2 separate regions of the Homo sapiens genome follow, and region 1 is linked to region 2. Evidence: chromatin contacts called from ENCODE Hi-C or POLR2A ChIA-PET data. All regions are on one chromosome and are shown on one strand. The core of a region is the stretch at or near the end of the contact, and the rest is flanking DNA. Distances in the headings are between cores, read along the strand shown. Region 1 overlaps TP63 (tumor protein p63). Region 2 has its middle 120 kb from the start of TP63.

Region 1 (2,813 bases), core at 245-2,744, 210 kb before region 2:
GCCAAAGGGGAAAAAGAATGCAACTGAGGAACTGTTTGTTTATTTTGGTTCCTTTAAAAATGTTGGGCTATAAAATTCAGAATATCATAAAATTCCGCAGTCCTTTCCGAGTAAGAACTATGGATTTCTTGCATCTCCACTGTGTTTACTGATGTGAAAGCTGAAAATTTCCTTTCCTAATGACACCATTCCAATGTTGGGACTGAGTGAGAAAGATGATTGGCAAATTCTCTCTCTTTAAAAGGGAAGGGATCATGGAAGTAGCATTTCCAGGGCTTTTTAAAATTAAATTCAGCACAGAAATTATGACATTCTTTCCACAAAGTCCAGTGACTAAGAATCTAAACAAATTTTATGGTGTAAAATCATTAAAACAAAATGGCCCTGAACAAATATGCTATCCCCTGGGGTTTGATCTCACTCAAGAGTAAATAAAAATATATTTTATAAAATTGGACATTATACATAAAAGGGAGGTATCTAATACAATTACAGATAAAGAATACAAAGGTCAGTAACGGATGCATTGAGCACTGATTAGGAACATGACTTTTAGAAATGTGGTTTTGCCACATTACAGATGTTTGACTTGAACCAAGTTGCTTAAACTTTCTAAGCCTCAGTTTCCTCATATGTGGAACAGGAATAAAAATATTTAATGTGCTATATCGCTGTATGAGTAAATGAGATGTATATAGTTTTTAGTATAGTACGTAGTGAGTACTGAATAAATGGTAGGTAATTGTTATCACTATCTAAGCTAAAGTGGTTGAAAGTGAAATCCACATCCCTCTGAGAATAATGAGCTAAGGGATGGGCACAGAAGAGCATGGTTCAGTTCCTGAAGCCTCAGTGCTCACGTAGACTTAGAATTATTTCTCAAACAATTTCATGGTCTCTTGATTTTTCTAACAAAAGAAAAACAAACAGACCAAATCAGTGCACAGAAATTTATACAGTGATAAATCTTTACTATTCCACAATAAGATTCATTGTGGTTTATGTACAGTATCCAAATTCTTCACATGGCTAGCTGCTCCAATTTTTAGCATCAGATTTACATACCATGGTGGCTATGTCCCAAACCACCAGAGAGACGGTTTCAGACTCACAACCCGTGACCTTATTAAGGGTATAGAGTAATTTACCATCAATGTCAGTTTGTAATTACAATCATCTTTTGCTGAAATGTATATACCTAATAGGTCTTAATGTTTATATCAAGGAATATTCCCTAGAATAGCAAAGGTAGCACATTCTTAGAGAGATCAAATCTGGATGTTATACCTTATCTTCTTCTAAGTGATCAGAACATACCCTCAATGCTTCCTGTTTTAGATTAAAAGATAACCACAGGAAAAAACAAATGCCGTAATTTCAAAACAAATGCTATAATCAGCCTTCTCACACAAAATCTTACACAGATATTTCCCTTCTGGCAGCTCTCTTGTGTGACTTTCCTACTCAGGGTGACTAAGAGGTCTAGAATCCTTCCATCTAGTGGCTTAGCAGTCCTCTAGGGCCTCAAAGATTTCTTCTGGGTCCTCTCTATTCAGCCTATGATAAAGAGAGGAGAGGAGAAGGGAGGAGAAAGGGAGGAAACGAGGGCAAGTGAAGGGTCAGATGGTAATTTTAGGGCCACATCTGGAAGCAGCATGAAGCACCCTGCCTGTATTGCACTAGTTAGAACCAAGTCACATGCCCATGCCTAACTTTAAGGGAGGTTGGAAAAATATAGCTAACTACGTGCAAGAGGAAAATAAAACAGTTTGCTGAACGTACAGTACTGTTTCTCTCCCAGTGCTTCTCTGGTTGTGTAGAATTTTTGAGTTCTTGGATTTTTGTTCTATTTTGCTTTTTAGACAGCACTTTAAAAAAAAGAGATGCTTTTTATATGAATGTGTACATGTATGTCTGTGTGTGTTTACGTTCAATGACTCTAACTCTGAGAAGCAAGCTGAATTAACTCTTTGTCATTTATGTATGCCCTTCTTCAATACTCCCTCCTGAGAAACCAGGCCTCTCATATTTGAGAGAATTTTGGAAAGATGTAAGGATAATCTCCAGCCAAGGAAAACCTATCAGAAACTGTGGTGTACATCAGTGAGAGATACAGTCTTGAAAAGGAGGCCTCTAAGTCACAACCAAGTCACTCAAACATTACTAGGATGGACAGAAAAGAAACTTCTCAAAATTTCCGCATAATTGGTGTACGAACATACACTTTAACAGACCTCTGTCAAAACAAGATTTGTTTTTCGGTACTTGTCCTTGGATATTGATATTTCTGTATTATTCTCGGTTATATTCTGTTCTTAGGCAATGAGCCTACACTATGTGATGGGATAATTTCTGGAGCGATTGCTAAAACCTCATCTCTTTGCATACGTCTCTTTAAACTTTCAGAACACCGGGAACATGATCACTTTCCCAAAAGTCATGGCAGAGAATAATAGAACTTGAAGGCAGAACTCTTAGAGGTTTAATAGTACCTTTCCCAAAGTCCACCTTATGAGGGTCCTGTGACGCTTTGCATCACACACACATACATACACATACACACAATTCCACTTACGGGGTGTCTTTAATTCATCTACAGATAATCATTTGGCACTGAGGATCTGTGAATACCACATATAAAATGAAGAGTTGGAAAATCCAACTTTGTCTAAATTGCTTTTAGGTTTCAGATGTGTTAAGGATCAACAGAAACTATTAAAACCGTACTTTGGAGAGAATGAAGACCAGGTTTTAATCACTCTTTCCATACTGAACAAAAAATTTTTCACTTGATCATATATTTTCTAATTAGT
Region 2 (2,877 bases), core at 283-2,782:
GTGTGTGTGTGTGTGTAGGTTTATAAAATCAATCTTATACATTCTTAATTTAAACCAAATTTATGTAAGTTAAATTTATTCATATTACATTAACAGTAATTTTAGCTAAATGATTTATTAATTTTTTCAGTAAAAGAAAAAATCAAAGGTAAACAAATAAGAACATACATTTAGACTTTGTGTTATGGTGTTGAAATAAGCCTTTTAATAGAAAATTGTTAAAAATACATTAAAAAGTTAGGAAAAAATTATTACCAAAAATGATTTTATCTCTTAGGAAATATCACACAGAAGCCACAACAGAAAATAAAATGTGTACTTATGTTGGGACTTCAACCACAAACATACCGATAAGCTGAGAGCTCTTGGCACAAGATTGGCATAATCATAAACTAGTTGGCTTCCAAAGCTGACAAAGTCTCACACTCTGTGGCACACTTAGACCTAGCTGAACAATACAGAAGTAAGGTCAGGAGTATACAGAGCCCACTAGAGCATCTTCATCACCAGGCCATACTGAGAATAATTTCATTAAATACCCAGGAGCACTCTTTACCACGGAAATAAGTCACCTTTCCAATACAGAAAACATTTTGTCAGGAAATGCAGTAGGTCTGCTACCTTGGCACCATTTTTTCTCCTCTCCTAGCCATAGTCACACTCCTAATGGCAACTGGCAGATTCTGGTGGGTATGACATGCAATGGAAGTCAACACCTTGTATTTTGGGACTCAACTACCACAGACTACCTGATTTACAATGTAAATAGCATGACCGTTATGTAGATAATAACAGAGAACAATTAACTACGCATAGGCATTTTAATCAACCACGAGTCAACATGTGTGGTCAAAAATAAACCTATTTGCTTAATGACCTTAAGGAAATTATTTCCCTTCTCAGGACCTCAAAGGAAATGGACCAGATCAACGGTGCTTAACACTGGCTGCACATTAAAATATCTTGGGGACCTTTGAAAACTATTGATACCCAAACCCTGCCCCATGCCACCACTATTAGAATCTCTAATGGTAGGGTCTGGGCATTGGCATTTATTGGAAGCTCCCTGGTTAATTCTGATGTACACGCCAAGACTGAGAAGCACAGGTTCCTTTTGAATACAAGCAGGGAAGAGCATCAGTGAAAGTCAAAAATTGACCTTAAGGTTAAACTGTGAAGTTGAGACTATAAATGGGAAGGCTGTTTAGAAGGGAACATGCATATGTTAGAACCACTCATTAAGGTCATGCCCCACAATCTTGCTACTGTGCAGACAGTGCCTGAAAAACCCCAAATTAAATAAAGTCTCATGGAATCAATTAACTTTTTTGAGAGAAACTGAGATTGCTGCTGTCTGTGGTAATATTCAGACTGTAACGCTTTTTTAGTTTTCCATGAGTGGAGTTGCTTAAGAATTAATACACCACCCAACAAAATAGCACCCCAAAAGTGCTATTGCCTCATTCTGGCAATGAAAGCTGTATTTTCCCTGAGGCCTTTCTTCGTAGGCTGGAGTTGCCATGGGAAGCAAAGCTTTACTGGGATGCCAGAACAAACAGGCTCTGAAACCATCCCAGCATAACTTACAGAGCTGCCTATAAATCAAAGAGAACCCTAAGGTCAAAACCACTTAAACACACACACACACACAGACACACACAGACACACACACACACACTCTCACATATATGCATACTCCCTGAGAAATATTACAAAAGGGGAGATGGGTCAAGAAAATCCAACTAAAATTGCTGCATGAAACTAATAACAGGTATTTATGTGCCCCTTTCATCCACAATTCTCCAAGGACAGAGTGTGCTAAGATTACTTGTCTTTTGAAACCTTTCCAGTGTTCTGAGGGATAAAAAAGGAGTAAGTTTGCATATGAAATCTGGCAAGTGGAAGTGGCCGTAAGGGGTCATCTACTCCATTCTTTCAAGCATAGTTATGATGAAATGCAGTCATTTCTCTCCTTCTCCTTGGCAAAGTCAATTCTGCACCATTCCAAGGTGTCATCTTCTAACCAGCCCACTGTTTTTCTCTAGAAGACTGCTTTTTTTTGTTTTTTGTTTTTTCTGCCATCTCCCAAATTCACACTTTCTAAATGATGTGAAGACCATGGACAGCTAGTGAAGAAAGAAGGTAGAAGCAAATGGGTGGGAAACAAGCTTGGAATAATTCCTGGGTCAAAATAAAGATTCTTGCGTATGATTTTATTTTGTTCTCATTATGCCTGGCTTTTTCTTGGATATTAGTCAACAGGGAGCTTAACTAGAATGTAAATGCTTAGGACTAGTGTACTTATAAAAAATCTCTTCACTTTCTTCTTAGGTCTTCCGTGACTAGACTTGTGCCTCATCTCCTTACTTGTTCTAATTCAACTTCTCTAACTCAACGATACAGTGAATGTGCAAGGCAGCTACGGTGCAGTGAAAGGAAGCTTGCTCTAGTTCTCTTAATTGAATTCCAATTTTTCTATTCATTGGCAGGGTGACCTTGGGTGAGTTATTTTACCTATTTGATCTTCAGATCGTACAAGGTTTTTATGTGGATCAAATGAGTTATGAAAGCTGTATAGTGCTGTAAATATGTAGGCTGTTTTCTCCTCTCTTCCTAATATTAACAGAATAGAGTGATAACACATTCAAAATCTTCTAAAGTACTTCCTCAAAAAACTTTTAGAGTAACTGGGGGAGTCCTTTGTGGTCAAGTACTGGTCAGGTTTGTTTTGCTCACAGTCACTAAACCATAGTTTTACAATTATTCATATAGTGCAAAGGTTTTGTACCTGCATCTTTTTCTCTAACATATATTTTTCCCAGGTTTTTGCTGGGACACTTTAGTTAAAACAAGGCTTCAAAGAAAAAGTCCTAAGCT

Evidence for each region. Hi-C counts contacts between places; a loop is a spot of excess contacts on that map. ChIA-PET counts read pairs that join two places held with the same protein, here RNA polymerase II (POLR2A). Pooled maps may share reads with other maps.
Region 1: a loop to region 2 is called in a map with no recorded cell type, with 2.6 times the contacts of the local background. The contact joins two enhancer-like sites. A Hi-C loop is called at or near these places in 1 of 168 maps with a recorded cell type or tissue (PC-3), 1 of 37 single-sample maps with no recorded cell type and 2 of 50 pooled maps. POLR2A ChIA-PET finds 5 or more read pairs at or near these places in 2 of 52 experiments (MCF 10A and PC-9).

The regions. Positions count from the first base shown.
Region 1 is chr3:189,713,897-189,716,709 of GRCh38, reverse strand. The region is part of intron 1 of TP63 (tumor protein p63); the gene reads right to left. Among named protein-coding and RNA genes, the nearest start is that of TP63, 84 kb to the right of the region's middle. Within about 2 kb of position 1,494, at least 2 of the 41 ENCODE cell types and tissues checked have a DNase peak (open chromatin) inside an H3K27ac peak, as active enhancers do.
Region 2 is chr3:189,507,951-189,510,827 of GRCh38, reverse strand. No RefSeq gene overlaps it. Among named protein-coding and RNA genes, the nearest start is that of TP63, 120 kb to the left of the region's middle. Within about 2 kb of position 1,532, at least 2 of the 41 ENCODE cell types and tissues checked have a DNase peak (open chromatin) inside an H3K27ac peak, as active enhancers do.